2 separate regions of the Mus musculus genome follow, and region 1 is linked to region 2. The links are chromatin loops, found by intact Hi-C in ENCODE. Cell type or tissue: left cerebral cortex. All regions are shown on one strand.

Region 1 (8,000 bases), 1.0 Mb before region 2:
TCTGACCAGTTGTAACAGTTTCCTCCAAGATTGAGACATTTCGTTCTTAATGAAAGCTCTTTAAGCAGGAAGTTAAAACAATGCAAAATAGCTTCCGGAAGTGTCTGAAACTGAGCAGATTCACTAGGCCCCCTCCCCTCCAGAGTAAGAAAAACCAAACTGCAAAAAGAAAACTCAGATAAGCCGAGCTTTAAAGAAGACTCGAGACCAGACCAGCTAGCTGGGAGAAGCAGAAATCTCTGTGCTTCCTGGAAAGAGTTCAGACCAGCTGAGGCACCCAGGGAAGGACTCTCTCCGATCCGTTGAGCTGCCTGCCGGCTGTGGCAGTGTGTTTCAGGTTCCCAGCTTTTTGAGCTGTCACCCATGCTGGGGTGGTATCTTAGTCAGGGTTTCTATTCCCACCCAAAACATCATGACCAAGAAGCAAGGTGGGGAGGAAAGGGTTTATTCAGCTTACACTTCCACATTGCTGTTCATCACCAAAGGAAGTCAGGAGGTGGATTAGCTGGGCAGTGGTGGCGCACGCCTTTAATCCCAGTACTTGGGAGGCAGAGGCAGGCAGATTTCTGAGTATGAGGCCAGCCTGGTCTACAGAGTGAGTTCCAGGACAGCCAGGGCTATACAGAGAAACCCTGTCTCAAAACACCCCCCCCCCCAAAAAAAAAAACCCCACCAAATCTATTAGCAGCCCCTTTCCCTGTCTGTCTGCCTGGTGGTGGTGGACTAGCTCCAGGTCACTCTCATGGTCAGTCCTTGGCTAACCAGAGGGATGGATGACTTCTTTCTCACTTTCCAGAGGATTCCAAGAGGCTCCATTATAGGAGAAGTAGAAGAGTCACAATTTTGATTCCACATCTCAGACTGCCACATTGTTTCTGTTTGTTTCTTGTGTTTGCTGGGGATGGCTGCCAGGGACTCTTGCGTGCTGGGCAGATGCTCTGTTCCTGAAGCCATTTCCCTAGCTGGAGGTGCCACCATGAGGGGAGCCGGGTAGGAAAGAATTGACTAAGGTTCTGGCCAGCTGCTTCATGGGGGTTGCCTCTTCAGTCTGAGTCTTTGACAACAGTCAGGCAAGTCACCTTTGTGCCAATTATTTCTGCCCCACTCACTCCCCCTGTCCCTAGAGGTGACTCTTGAGAGAGTCTTAGTAACCTAGAGATGTCCCTCGAGGCTTTGAGGACCAGCCTGGGTGGAAACCTGCTACTGCTGCTGCTGCTTCTGCCGCCCCTGCCTGGGTTGTGGAGAAACAAATAAGGCAGATAAACAGGCAAACATCCAAGAAGAGGGACTGTGGGGTGAGGCGGAAAAGAGAGTTGTCAGACGAGGTTGTTCATAACCGGAGCCCAGCCTCTCTGGAGCACAGGCTAAGATGGTGAAGTTCTGTGGCTCCAAGACCCATGAGATTTGGAAAGAAGACCCATATGGATTTGGAAAGAAGACCCACGCTCCCACAAAGTGAAATTGCCCCTCTCAGAGGAAACAGAAAGATGGCCACCTGCTTCCCAAGGAAACAGACACAACCCCCCCAACCCCCCAGAGGCTGATGGGAGGTGAATGAGCCAGGTACCCTAACAGGTGAGAGCAGCCAAGCAGGTTTTGGGAGATAATAAAGTAACATAGTCACCATGCTGAGCCCAAGGCTGGAAAGGTTCTTTGTCTGGATGAGATAACTCCGAGGAGGGAGGGAGGGAGAAGGAGGATGGGAGGGAGAGAGAGAGAGAGAACCAGCAAGCGGGACACATCCCTGCTCCCTGCTCTCTCCAGTCCTTTAAATAGATTTCACTTATTCGCAAATACCTCTGGCCCGGGCGGTTGTTATTTCCCTATGAATTGAGGCAAGGCAGCTTGACCAGTGTCTTAATTTGTGGAGGCAGAAGGAACAAAAGGGCTGGGGTGTGTAGCTCAGTTCAGCGTTAGAGCACTTGCTAGCATTGTTTAGTAGCCTCCTGTCCTTAGGACTGGAGTGAGCTGTCCTGGGCAGTAGCCCCAGCCATGAAGAGATGCTTGGCCCCAGTCTGACTGTTCAGCTCCACCTGCAGAAACAAGATGTGTTATCTGGCAAACAGCCCAAGCTGTTCCCAGTCAAATCACACACAAAAAGAGAGCTGTAACTTCCTGGTATGCGAACAGGTCCCCCCCAACCTCTGTAAATACACTCAGCTTTAGTCCCAGGGAAAGGTTGAGGCCCCTTGCTGTTCCAGTAAAGTGTTCTGAGGCTCTGAACGGAGTCTGTCGGCCTCTCTGCCGGGTTTTCTTACTTCTGGTGTTAACAGATTTTTTTTTTTTTTGGTTTTTCGAGACAGGGTTTCTCTGTATAGCCCTGGCTGTCCTGGAACAGATTTTCTTATGTCCTTCGACAGAGAGCGTTCCTTTCCCAGTCCCGTTCTGTCCCGCCCCCACCCCTCTTCCCGGCCCAGTCCCACAACCCCAGACCCTGGTTTCTGGCATGGACACCTAAGCTCAATATAAAAGCCACCAATCTGACCTGACACCTCAGGTCCTTTGTGGCCTCTGCCTCCATGGGTACTGTAAGCCTACGGACAGATCTTCAGGCCCTGGGGCTTTATCGGTGCTGTGTAAACCCAGCTTGGCCAGTCCTCTCTTCCCTGTCCTCTCCATCCATCTTCCTCAATCCCTTCTTCTGACCTCTTCCTCCCAGACTCTCTGATCTCCAAGCTGAGAGTCCGTTCACAGTTTGATCGCTGCCACCCACGCGTCAGAATTCTGCAGGACAAGGTATTCAACCATCCATCAGGGTCTGACTCAGAGGTGCCCTGACAGGACTCCTGGATGCGTCAGGAGCTTGTCCTCTGGATCACAAAGCCTTAGAGGTTTGGGGAACCTCCTACGTTTAATTGTGCGGACTCTGCTGAATCTTATGAGCATGGGATAGCCCCGGTCCCCCCTCCCACCCTCAACACTTGGGTTCATTTCCTTCTTTCCCTAAATCCTGGGGAATGCCTCAGGCTGCAGGGTAAGACATTCCACTAGACCTGCCTGTTGTTTCAAATTTAAACCAAATTGTTTAAACGGGCTCTAAAGCTCTGTCTTAGCAAGCTCCGACCCACCAAACGCATCCAATTATCCACTCCAATCTGTCCGCATTACTCCCTCGATGTTGGCCACTGTTTGCCCCAATTGGGAATGTTTGACTTTCTCGCAGACCTAGACAACTTTCATAAATGAACGAGCAAATGGCTGGAGGCCCCGCCCACACGTAAACTTTGCCCCGCCCAAGCTCATTTTAACTCGTTTCCTCCCCGCCAGCCACTCAGCTTCCACTTACAACCGGGTCCTAATGCCCACTGTTTCTCCTGGGTCTCCTAGACGGTGCCCCCCCCCCCCCCAGGGTGGTATTTTTGTTTGGGGGGCATTTTTACCTTAAGCCTTTAGTCTGGCTTTTGTTTCCGCCCCACCAAGCCTGCATTTTCTTGCTTTTATTTCTATTTATCAGCTACTTATTAGGCTTTTCAGGTTGTCTTCATCCATCTACAGAACACACAAACTGCTTATGGAGATGTAGATCACTGAGTTCAGTCCGTGTCTTTGGGTGTTGATAATACTGGAAAGTTGTCACTAGCTATTTAACTTCGCCGCAAAGCATGCTCTGGAAATGGGATTTGGCCTGCCTACTTCAGACCCAAGCATGTTATTTCAAAGTTTCCCCAAGGCCACCTTCCTAGATCAAGGTGGCTCCCTGACTCTGTGACAGAGAAAGAAAACAACAAAACACCCCAGGAAAAAAGACATCATGGTCTCTTGAGAACCGGTAAGAGGTGAGCTATTCCCAATAGAAGCTTCTCTTGTTTACTTCATAAGATGTACGTATTAAAGCCAGCTGATAGGATGCTCAGATAGGAAAAGGATAAAAGAGACCCTTTGTATAAAATCTCTTAATGCACAACAACACAGTTTTAACGGAACCCTCTCCAAAATTTTAGATGATGTTCATATAAATTTAGTAATGATTATAAAAAAAAAAAAACTCGGGCTGGTGAGATGGCTCAGTGGGTAAGAGCACCCGACTGCTCTTCCGAAGGTCTGGAGTTCAAATCCCAGCAACCACATGGTGGCTCACAACCATCCGTAACGAGATCTGGCGCCCTCTTCTGGAGTGTCTGAAGACAGCTACAGTGTACTTACATATAATAAATAAATAAATCTTTAAAAAAAAAAAAAAAAACTCTACCTGCTACATAACTTATAAAGGCTGTTTTATGTTTTGTGTAAGGTCTGCCTGGAAACTTACAAGGCCTAATGGTTTTACAGTATGTAAATTAAAATTAAAAGAGATAATTATTAATTTATCGTGTCGTTCTCTGTGACCTCCTTTTATTAAGGTGGTATCGTAGTGTCTCCTGAATTGAACACTTGCCATCTTCAGAACTCGAGCTAGACCTGCTTAAAATAACTGCAGCTGGCCTTGTTAAATGTTAATATTCCCCCAAGAAAAGGGGAGAGAGGTAAGGTCATGGGACCTTCACCAGAGTATCCAGTCCCAGCTCCCGGCTGGGTCTGTGCAATAGGCCCTCATTATATGAACTCTCACGGTTTTCTAAGTGTTCAGGCTAAAGACTAAAACTGGAGAGGTGGCCTCCCAATATGACAAGAAGAAAGCTGTTACATATATCGAGTTAAGGCTTCAGAAAGATACACACACACACACACATATTGAATAAAGGCCCCAGCTATTGCCTGACAACTTCCTGTAGGAAATTTTATTACTACAAATGATTAGTTTGTTACTTTTGTATACCACTCTCTCTTTATGGATAGCTGTCACTGTTTGTTTTGAGGCAGTGTTTCATGATGTAGCCTGGAACTTGCTTTGGTCACAAGGCTGGTATATAACTCAGAATTCTTCCTGCCTCTGCCTCTCAAGTAATGAGACTATAGACGCCACCATGCCCAGCTGGTGTGTGTGTGTTTGTGTGTATGTGTGTGTAATTACAAATGTCTAGTTCTCAGAATACTCCTACCTTCTTGGTTCTTGCCAACTTAAAACCTATAACCAAAAAAGTTAATAGTTGAAAGTCCATGTACAGGTAATCTTAATTTCCTACAACACGCCATATATAAAATTCCTAAGATTATAATGGTCTATTCATGTTAGCAAATTCTAACTTAAAGATGTAAGTCTAATCAGTTTATGTCTTTGCTAACTTTGTTAAACTTTAGCTATTTGGAAAAAAAATACACAATACTATGATGTTTATAAAAGTACACCATGAAAGGCTAGGGAGTGGTCTGGAGAGATGGCTCAGCGGTTAAGAGCACTGACTGCTCTTCCAGAGATCCTGAGTTCAATTTCAGCAACCACATGGTGGCTCACAACCATCTGGAATGGGATCCGATGCCCTGTTTCTGGCCTGTCTGAAGAGAGCCACAGTGTACTCACATACATTAAATAAATACATAAAAACCTAAAAATAAGAAAAATTAAAGCAAGTTAACTTTTAAAAAAAAGTTAATGGCAGGGCAGTGGTGGCACATGCCTTTAATCCCAAACTTGGGAGGCAGAGGCAGGCGGATTTCTGAGGTCTACAGAGTGAGTTCCAGGACAGCCAGGGCTACACAGAGAAACCCTGTCTCAAAAAACCAACAACAACAATAATAACAATAATATTCAAAAGTAGGTAGATCAGAAAAACCAGCTTATGGAAAATTAAAATCCCTGAGTAAAATTGGCTACACTTACAAGGCACTTGCATGGCAGGATGTCCCCAGATCCAAGTAGGACTCTCTCCATTGGATGGAACACAGCTCCACCAGAATAAATTGCGTGCTGCCCTCATGACAGATAAGGGTGCGTGGGAAAATAAGACCTTCAGAGGCCTGCCATTCCTGTCTCTGGTCAAACCCAAAAGGACCACCTCCTCATCTACAGGGAAGATGAATTCCTTCCTGCTCAGGTCTTACGTGACGGGGTGGATTCTCTTGCCCAGTGGAGGATCTCAGAGTTTGTACCCATATCCTAAATGTCTCAGACAGCGTCGAGGCAGATAGTAATCCCTCTGCACTCAATGTCTCTCCGGTTGGCATATGAGGATGCTGTAAACGGAGGAAGCTTGATCCTAAGCCACCAGGCTGGGGTGCGACCTGAGTGCTAGTTACCAATACCTTTTACCCTGGCTTTCCAATGTTCCTTTTAGCAAGAGCTGATTCCAGGGTCCACACCCTCACCACCAGCGTTCCCTGACTGAAGGAGGCTGCCAGGTGCTCTGTCACTGGACTCCCAGCTTTGGAAAGTTATTCTGGACACTGGAGTGGTGTCTTTGAGAATCTTGCTAGAGGATCCTATAAAAAAACCGACTCAGTAGGATCGGGCTTCTCTTTTAAATCGCCAGTTAGGGAGTTGACTTCAACTGAGTCCCTTTACAAAGCTTCCAGGTGCTTGTTCCTTATTCAGGAGTCCGATGTAACAAACTGCTAACCAGAGTTACCTTATCCTTCTCCAGAAACTCTGGTACTGGGTCTACCTAGCTGTACGATTCTATTTAACCTTATTAAGCAAAATGTATGTTAACTTTGTCTCAATGTTTCTCACAAGTTTGCACAGTTCTGTCTGGATCTTTGCCATCTGTTGAATTTGATTGTGACCCCAGGGGATGGCCCCTCCTCTGAGGTACTCTTAACTGCTGCTCTTTCTCTAGCGTCCCCTTTTGACACTTTGAAGAGAAATCTGCACCCTAAATCTCCCAAAAGCGGTTTGAGTGACCTCTGACGTGGAGAATCTAACTCCATCCAACGTCCCTCTTTGAACCACTCTGGACGTTGTTTCGGGACTCAGATCTATAAACCGTTAGCAGAGAGGCAGCCCCTCTGTCTCAGTAGCTCTCAAAAGCCTTAAGAGAATTTTGCGATCAGCTTAACAGCTTTCAGGACCAGGTCCAGTCTCCAGCTGCCACAGAGCTCCACAAGTAGATCTGAGTACTGCGAAGGATGGGATCTGTGCGCTTCTCCTCCAAAGATGCTGCTTCCACACCAACAAATCCTAACTGGTTTGCGATGGGGCCCCAAATCATAGGAACCAGAAAAAAATTCAACCACAAGCCTCCTCCTGTGTACTGGCATTTAGTCCCTCCCACTCTGACTCTGGCTTTAGTCCCCTCCCACTCCGGCTCCTGAACTGGATCAGTTCTTTCCTCCTAATTATCCACATACTCACATTTTATCCTGCCTTTTAATTTCTAAACTTCTCCCTCACACCCAAAGAAAAGATTCCATGTTAGCCCCACTCCCACCCCCCATGGAGCTGACCCTACAGTAGCGCATGGCCTTGCTATGCCTCCAACAGGTACAACACAGCTATCCCAGTCAGATCAAAGGGGACAAGACCTTAGTTCAACAATACATACTCACTCTGAAATCAAACCGATTGCCTGGCTACAGCAGTTCTCCAGAACCACAGAGGACTGGGCGTGCGCCACCATGCCCGGTGACAACATTTTTTTTTTTAATTAGGTATTTTCTTCATTTACATTGACAAAAATCTTTTAAAAGATAATTTAATATGAACACTTAGGAGGCAGAGGCAGGAGGATCTCTGTGAGTTCTAGACTAGACCAGCCTGGTCTACAGAATGAGTTCTAGGTCAACTAGAATTACACTGAGACCCCTGTCTTATAAATAAACAAAAACAAAACCACACACAGAGAAATCTAAAAACAAACCCAGACCAGACAAACAAAAATCATATTATGCTTGGGGCTAGAGAGTTGGCTCAGTGGTTAAGAGCACTGCCTGATCTTCCAGAGGCTGAGGGTTCAATTCCCCACACTCTATAACTCCAGTTTGAGGGCATCTGACGCCTTCATAGATGTACACCAAGCAAAACTCTTATGCACATAAAAATAAATCTTAAAAGAGGTGGATTAGCCGGACGTGGTGGCGCATGCCTTTAATCCCAACACTCCGGAGGCAGAGGCAGGCAAATTTCTGAGTTCCAGGCCAGCCTGGTCTACAAAGTGAGTTCTAGGAGAGCTAGGGCTATACAGAGA
Region 2 (8,000 bases):
CTTCAGCAACAGGGTCTTACTCTCTAGTCCCAGTGATCAACCAAGAGCATTGGGCGTAGCCTGTGTCTCTTCGTGGGTGGTTCCCTCACCAATAACTCAGAGGGAGGTATCCCATGCCTGTCATTAAGGGGAAATACTTGACTCTTCTGTGGATCTGTCTGTTGGGAGAAACACACTTACAAACAAGACTTGAAATAATAAAATCTTTCCCATTCTTTCATCTTGCCGTGCTCATTTCCTTCCTACAGCTGCTGTCTGGGTGTCAGGGTGCCGCTGTTTATATTCCAGACGTCACACCCTTCAACATCCCGCTCTAAAGAGCATAATTTATTGAGTAAGACGTGTCACTGGAGCCAACGAAAACAGACAGTTCCTACCAAGGTGCCAGGAGTAGGATGATGGACAGTCGCCAAGTGTCCCAGAGACTGTCCTTGGGTCTGAAGCAACGATGACATTGGACAAAACCAATAGATAGGGGAACAGGGAGAACATAAAAGTTTTTAAAAGATACTGTTGGGGGTGGGCGGGAAATCAGATTTTTCCACCAAGTGCATCTGAAGAAAAAAAAAAAAAAAAGACAACCCCAGGAATGCATAGCCACATTGTGGGTTTGAAACTCTAAGCTCTGAGAAAGGAACTGTAAAAATTAAGTAGGGAGGGGACAGAGCTGGAAGAGAGATAGAGAGGACAACAGTGGACTTAAATTCCTATCTGTAGCTTGTTGGTCCCCACCCCCACCCCCAGAACGATGGCAAGAAGAGCTACTAGCAACACAGAGACAGTCTAGCCTCATCTTGGTGCTGATGGATCCGCAGCCTCCCTGAGGGTGTTCAGCCCTCCTGGGAATCTTGTTTTGTTTTGTACCTGGAAGCCATTTGTTTTCCTTTTCTTTTCAGAAGGTAACTTTTCTCCCCCCTTGGCTGGTGCTACATGGAGGACAGAATTGAAATTTAGATACATTGCTGTGTGTTTTAAAAAGCACACAGGCAGCTAGGTGAGGAAAATTTCTGCATTCTAGATGTCTTCCTCTTGTCCTCAGAGTCACCTGTCACCTCTGGGGCACTAACAGAGCTCTTTCCTTGTACTGCCTTCCTTTGGAGAGATGTGAACAAACGTCTATTCATCCCAGATGGGGCAGTGATGGTAGACTGGTGTTTCCAATACCAGCCGGCTTCGCCTTGTGTAGCAATTCCCTTTGAATTGGAACATTCCCTCCCTGAAGGCACAGGAATGAGACTCAGGAGGTAAACAAACTTCATGTCTGAGAAGGCTGAAGTGTACAAGACTCCCAAGGGTCCTTCCCCAGGGTTCTTGAAGCTGTAAACAGCTACTGGGGGAAGCTCAACCAGCCAACCAAGATGCAAGAGGGAAGAGCGTCCTACAGAGAGACAGAGCGCTCCAGGGTTGCAGCTTTTGTGAATCATCCCCAGCGGGTGAGCTGAGCTTTTGTGCCTGGCTTTCAGGTGATGCCACTGCTTCTGTTCCTGAAGTCACCCCTCGCCCATATTCCTGCTAGTAACTCAACTCAGTTCAGCAAGTTGGACCTTGGAGTAATCATACCTTTGGTCTGCCTTGGAGTCTCTGTCTAGGTTGAATAGGCATGTGTGTGGCGTGTCTCCCCAGGAAAAGTCTCACATAACAATCACTGAAGAATCCCACCTCAGTATGAGAGAATGAGAGGGAATCCCCTTCTGGTGAAGGGGTGTGTGTGTGTGTGTGTGTGTGTGTATGTACGTGTGTATATGTATGTGTGTGAGCATGTGTGCATGTATGTGTGTGAGCATGTGTGTACATATGTGTGTGTGCAGTGTGTGTATATATGTGCGTGTATGTGTATACATTTGTATATAAGTGGTGTGTGTGTGTGTGTGTGTGTGTGTGTGTGCATTGCAGACGTATAGGTGTGCTCATCCAAGAACGTGAGTGTGAAATCCATAAGTCTCTATCAAGTGTCTTCCTTTATTGAGCGACATCTCTTTTTTTTTTTTTTTTTTTTTTTTTTTTGACACAGGGTCTTTCATTAAAGCTGGAGTTCACTGTTTCAACTAGGCTGGCTGGCTGGCCCTGTGAGCTCCCGGAATCTTCCTGTCTCTATCCTCCCAGTACTTGGATTACAGTTACATGTTGCCAGACCTGGCTTTTTATGTGGGTGTGTAAGGCAATCATTTGACCCACAGAGGCATCTACCCGATTCCTCTGTCATTTTATTCAGGGGGAAAAAAAGTGTAGTGGTAAAGATTGTGCCTATGTGCTTTGCACAAATATGTTCACAGCTGCTACCACTCTGCTTTAAGATTCGTGAGAGTGGCCCATGTGTGCAGGACTGTGGGTTTCTGTGTCCTGCAGAGTTAAGGCTGGGCTTAGAAGCTTGGAGGCTGATTTCTCCTTGAAGCCATTGATACGAAATGGGAAGTTAGGAAGAAAGTCCATCGGGGGTCTCCATCTTTTCTGCTCCTCCTTCCAGGTCAAGAAGGTTGGCTGCTTTCATCATCTGGCCTCAATCTTGCTGCGTAGCTTTCGCCTACAGATTCTCATTCAGCTAATTCTTCCCTCTCTTCAAGTCTAGAGTTACAACCCAAAAGGACTTCTGGATCATGTCTCAGCCACATAAACAACATGATCTCATTCATACTTTAGCAGCTGAGTAGGATCATGGCAAGAATGTCACACAACTGATTGACCTAATTCCATAGCGATATATAATATATACATGACTTGAAACATAGTGAAACAGACCCATATATAATATATACGTGACTTGAAACATAGTGAAACAGACCCACTCACAATCTACTCTGGACCCAGCATCTGGCTACGTAGTGTCTCTTACATCCTTCTATCCTTACAGCCAGACTATGAGGCAGTCGTCTATGGAGGCTATTACATCCATTTCTGAGAAGAGACCACAGAGAGGTGTTGGGGTGCAGAGAGGTGAGGGTCAGGCCCAAAGTTGCATAGGAAGTAAATGTGGCTATAGTAACTGGAATTCAGCTCTGCATCGCTCCAAATCTCAAGGTATATTGGGTCTCCGTGTGAATCTAAAGATCAACCCTCAGTCATACAGGCTGAAATGTTTTATGTTGTAACTTTAATGTATCCAAAGATCAAAAGGTTGTCTATTGTGGTATACTCATGTGTAACTTTTGCAGAGAAAAATATACAAACAATGTATAGTGTTTAACATTTGAACAGTTGACATGCCCTGGGAATTGCTGGTCAGATGGAGAGGTAGATTAGCATCAGCGGGGTAAGCTCACTGTCCCCTGCTCTTGCCCAAGCGCACTCTACCCCCATCTTTTCCTGGACCTTCTACAACGTTGTATTATTGAACCTGCCTCTTGAGTACGTTAATAGCTGCACTGTACATTTACAGACTTTCTGGCTATGATGGATAAACGTGGAATGAATTCTCCCCTGAAAATACTTTCTTTTAAAAAGCCGAACAATATTATGAAACTAGAGTTTTAGAAACATGAGTTTATAAAAGACCATGACCGCCAAAGGCCCGGAGATGAACTCGCAAAGACTCGAAAAGAAACCCCACCCAGTTCATGGGGAATGCAGAGTGTCTTGAATGCAGGGGAGAAACAGCTGCATTGACCCCTGAGATGAGATGAGATGAACCCACAGAGACCAAGGCATCCAGAATTCCGAGAGAGAGAGAGGAGAGAGAGAGAGAGAGAGAGAGAGAGAGCTCACAAAAAGAGCCTTAACAACAACAAAAAAACCCTCAGATATCCCTCAAAGGTTCCCCTAAAGTCCTGCCAAAACCTTTGCATGCATGTGAGTCAGATCAGAATGAACCGCCAGAAATAAGGAGAGGGAACAGCATCCAAACCTCAACTCACAGAGAGACAATAAGGCACGAAACACAACTAATTAGGCTGAGAAGGCTCGTTGGTTGTGGAGCAATGAGTAGAGTTCTCAGAAAGGTTTGTTTTCAAGTTGGATCCAACAGGTTGGAAAGTAAGTCTGAGAAAGCTTAGACCTCACAACATCCCAGAACAGGGCTCAGGAGTATTCACAGGAACACAAATTCACCCAGCATCTAGGAGGATAAAGGCGACAATACCTGATAGCCTGTGAAGAGTTATCATACGTGCAAAAGAATGCGGGGAAAGGTGATCCAAAATAATACAAAAACCAACACTCAAAAACTGACTCATAAATTATAATTATTCACAAATAAGGACATAAAGCAGTTGTTAGGGAAGATTAAGCACGTTATTCAGTGTTACAGGGGATGGGGAAGGCTCAAATTGAACCAGAGGGGTGAAAACTACCCTGGATGAAAATACAGGCAGTGAAAGAGGGAAGACTTCAGTGACAGGAAAACTGCACAGTTTCTTGGACACATTTGTCACCTCGGCTTTTTTTTTTTTTAATATATGTGAGTATATAGGTTCATCTGGACCTATCTCCTGGCATGCTGGAGATATATACACTGTCGCTGTCTTCAGACACACCAGAAGAGGGCATCAGATCCCATTGCAGATGGTCGTGAGCCACCATGTGGTTGCTGGGAATTGAACTCGGGACCTCTGGAAGAGCAGTCAGTGCTTTTAACCACTGAGCCATCTCTCCAGCCCTGTCACCTCTGCTATTAAGTCTCCCTTAGATTCATTTTATTGTTTATTTATTTATGTGTCTGTGTCTGTGTACATATGTGTGAACCTGTGTGTGGATACCCCCAGAGACCAGAAGATGGCATCAGAAAACCTGAAGCTGGAGTTTTATAGGCAACTGTCAGCCTCCCTGTGTGGGTACTGGGAACTGAACTCAGGTTCCCAACAAAAGCAGCAAGTGCCCCTGACTGCTGAGCTAACTCTCCAGCTCCTAGAGTCTTCCCTGGATAACTCCAAAGTCCCTCGTCTATTTGTGTTTGGTTTTGCTGTTTCTGTTTTTCTCTTGGTTTTCAGTTCATCTGGACCTATCTCCTGGCATGCTGGTAATGTTTTAATTTAATACATAGGAAAATATTTATTCTCAAAAGACCATCTGCAAGTAAGGGATGACATTATTTTAACCCTATGTTGGTATACTTTTCTGTTTGTCATAATGCATAGAGCATACTTTATAAGTGGATTCTAACTGAGAAGAAGAAAAATAGAAATAAAGGGGAGAAGGAAGAGAAAGTGAGTTTGAGTTTCCCAAATAACCAAAGAACTTGGGAGCTAATAATAATGGTTAAAACATATTTTGTACCTATTTTCTATTCTATTTTATACCCAGCTGTTCTGGTTGGCTCCAGTTTCAACTTGCCACAACCTAGAGTCACCTGAGAAGAAAGTGTCAGAAGAGGGATTGTCAAATCCGATTAGCCTGTCTTCGAGGCACTGTCTGGATTGTTAACTGATGCAGGAGGATTAAGCCCACTGTGGGCAGCACCAGCCCTAGGCAGTGGTACTGGACTATATAAGAAAGCTAGCTAGGTGTGAGCTTGTTGGCAAGCCAGCAAGTACCATATCTTCACAGTTTCTGCTTTCCTGTTCTTGTTTGAGTTCCTGCCCTCACTTCCCTCCATAATGAACTGTGACCTGGATGTGTCAGTCAGAGTGAACTGTGACCTGGATGTGTCAGTCAGACAAGCCTCTTTCCTCCTCTAAGCTGCTTTTTGCCAGGCTATTTCATCACAGCAACAGAACAAAACACTAGAACATCAGCATATATATGTGTATATTTTAATCTAATAGATAGATAGGTAGATGATAGATAGATAGATAGATAGATAGATAGATAGATAGATAGATTATAGATTATAGATTATAGATTATAGATTATAGACAGATGGATAGATAGATGATAGAATGCTAGATGAAGCCGGGCGTGGTGGCACACACCTTTAATCCCAGCACTTGGAAGGCAGAGGCAGGCAAATTTCTGAGTTCGAGGCCAGCCTGGTCTACAGAGTGAGTTCCAGGACAGGCTACACAGAAAAACCCTGTCTCGAAAAAAACAAACAGAAAACAAAGTTTTCCAGCCTTGCGTAATAAACTCTCTCTTTTGACCCTCTCCCCCCCCCCAAAAAAAATTCCTGAATGAAGTAGGATGAGACATTCCCCAATGAAAGTCATTATGATTTATTCATAGAATGCTCTTCAACCCTATAGGTTCCTGTTAAACACTGGTCACTAGCTATTAGTGACAGTAGGGAAGACTTCAGCAAAGGGGGATATTAGGAGGAAGATGGTCACTGGGAATGTGTCCTTGGAGTCAGTATCTTCTCCCTGCCCCTTCCTGTCTTCCTCTCTGCTTCCTGCCTGCTACATGGCATGCAGCCTCATCCTCCACATGCCCTTACCATGTGCACGGTAATTGCCATGGCGATGCTCTACCCAAGTGCATGGAGCCATGCTACAGTGATGCTCTACCCAGGTGCATGGAGCCATTGCCATGGTGATGTTCTACCCAAGTGCATGGAGCCATCACCATTGTCATGCTCTACCCAAGCACATGGAGCCAAGCAACTGCAAACCAAAGGCCGAAAACATCTTTCTTCACACACTCATTTGGTCAGACAGTTTTTCAGTTACCAGAAAGCTAACTGAGTGAAGATGTTAGACAGGACACCAGCAAGACAACGGTGATGACATCGGGTCGGCTCTCAGCTTCATGTCCTGCCACTATGCCCCAAAGTGAGAGGTGAATGCTTGCTAATTGTTTGGTCTCAGGCTCTGCGACTAACCGAACCCCCTCACACCCTCAAGACGCTGCCCAGTTGTAGACTCGGGATAGGAATGGGTTGCTTTCTGTCTAACGCTAGGGAAATGGCTCAACACACTGCTGGAAAGCCATGGGCTGAAATCTCACTTTAGCAAACTTTCATTTTTAAAGCCACATTGAGGTGTATCTATAAAAGAAAGGCTGTTTATGATGTATTATTTGAGGAAATGGCTGGTGAACAGGAGAGAGAATGGGGGTTTCCATCCTCCTTGTGAGTTATGGCTAAACCACCTGGGACCTTTTTATTTATTTATTATTATTTATTTAATTGAAAAACCAGTAATGCCTCACATTGAATTTTAAGTAACTAATTCCAGAAAGCTTCAATCTTCTCCATGAATCCAAACCTCCAGTGAAGCCCTACTATGTGCAGCCTTTGGGAGACAGCATGCTGAGTGCATTTTGAGAGAGAGAGAGAGAGAGAGAATCGAAAGCACTGCCAAGATGGATGGTGTGTTGTTTCTAGGATGTTCTGCAATAACTAACTATAAGCTGTGGCTGTCTCTGGAACTAGAAGTCCCACACCAAGGCTTTGGAAAGACCAAGCCCCAAGTCCTCCCTGTGGGATAGAAGAAAGCATCTTTCCTTCCTCCATTTCAGCCATGAGTGTGCACTGATGAATTAGATGTGATAGGAAGCAGGAAGAAAACAATTTGTTGTTTAGTTTTCTTCTCTTCTGTACCAAGATCCAAGTTGCCAGCCCCTTAAACTGCAGTTTGGCGAAAAGGACAGGAATGAGGTAGCACCAGGGAGCACCCTAAGGGGAGAGGGAGTTGCTGTAACCCTCCTTTAATCTAATGAAGTCCCTGGATTCATGGAAGTCACCCAAATAGACATTAACTACTGGTATTTATCCTGGAGGCCCTACATCAACAGATTGCCAGCTACCAGGTGTCAAGGGAGACCCAAGTTTGATTCTTGCCTTGGGCCCCATAATTTGTAACTCCAGTGCTGACATTTCAGTAAAAAAACACCCAGAGGGAGCTCGCAGTGGCACTAGATACAACACAGTAAGGCATATTGAAGGTTCTACCTACCCAAATGATGACGTTTTTCAATCGGTTTCTAATGCCAAACATATGTATTAGTCACGGACATCCAAGTGTTTACCAGATCTTGAGATTTCAATTCAGCTAACCCAGCTGGTGTCTGACACATTCTGAAATTTTTATTCTGCTTGCTACATCTATTTTTAATCCCTCTGGATGCCTTTCCCTTTTGGCAAACGGGGAGGAGAAGATGTCTGTCTCTCCATGCCCTTCAGTTCATATTTTGCA

Evidence for each region. Hi-C counts contacts between places; a loop is a spot of excess contacts. Peaks named below come from ENCODE experiments on the same cell type or tissue, not always from the same donor. Only the 100,000 strongest peaks of a DNase experiment are listed, where the experiment ranks them.
Region 1: a loop joins it to region 2, with 22 times the contacts of the local background. A loop is called at or near these places in 4 of 42 quality-filtered maps.

The regions. Positions count from the first base shown.
Region 1 is chr5:117,308,821-117,316,820 of GRCm38, reverse strand. It overlaps Gm52828 (a long non-coding RNA gene), which reads right to left and starts at 3,182. Exons shown (of 3, transcript XR_003955988.1): 1 at 3,069-3,182; 2 at 2,486-2,724; 3 at 674-2,033. In left cerebral cortex, no CTCF peak of the experiment used is centred here; no DNase peak of the experiment used is centred here.
Region 2 is chr5:116,293,536-116,301,535 of GRCm38, reverse strand. No RefSeq gene overlaps it. Among named protein-coding and RNA genes, the nearest start is that of Ccdc60, 8.6 kb to the right of the region's middle. In left cerebral cortex, no CTCF peak of the experiment used is centred here; a DNase peak (open chromatin) is centred at 7,844.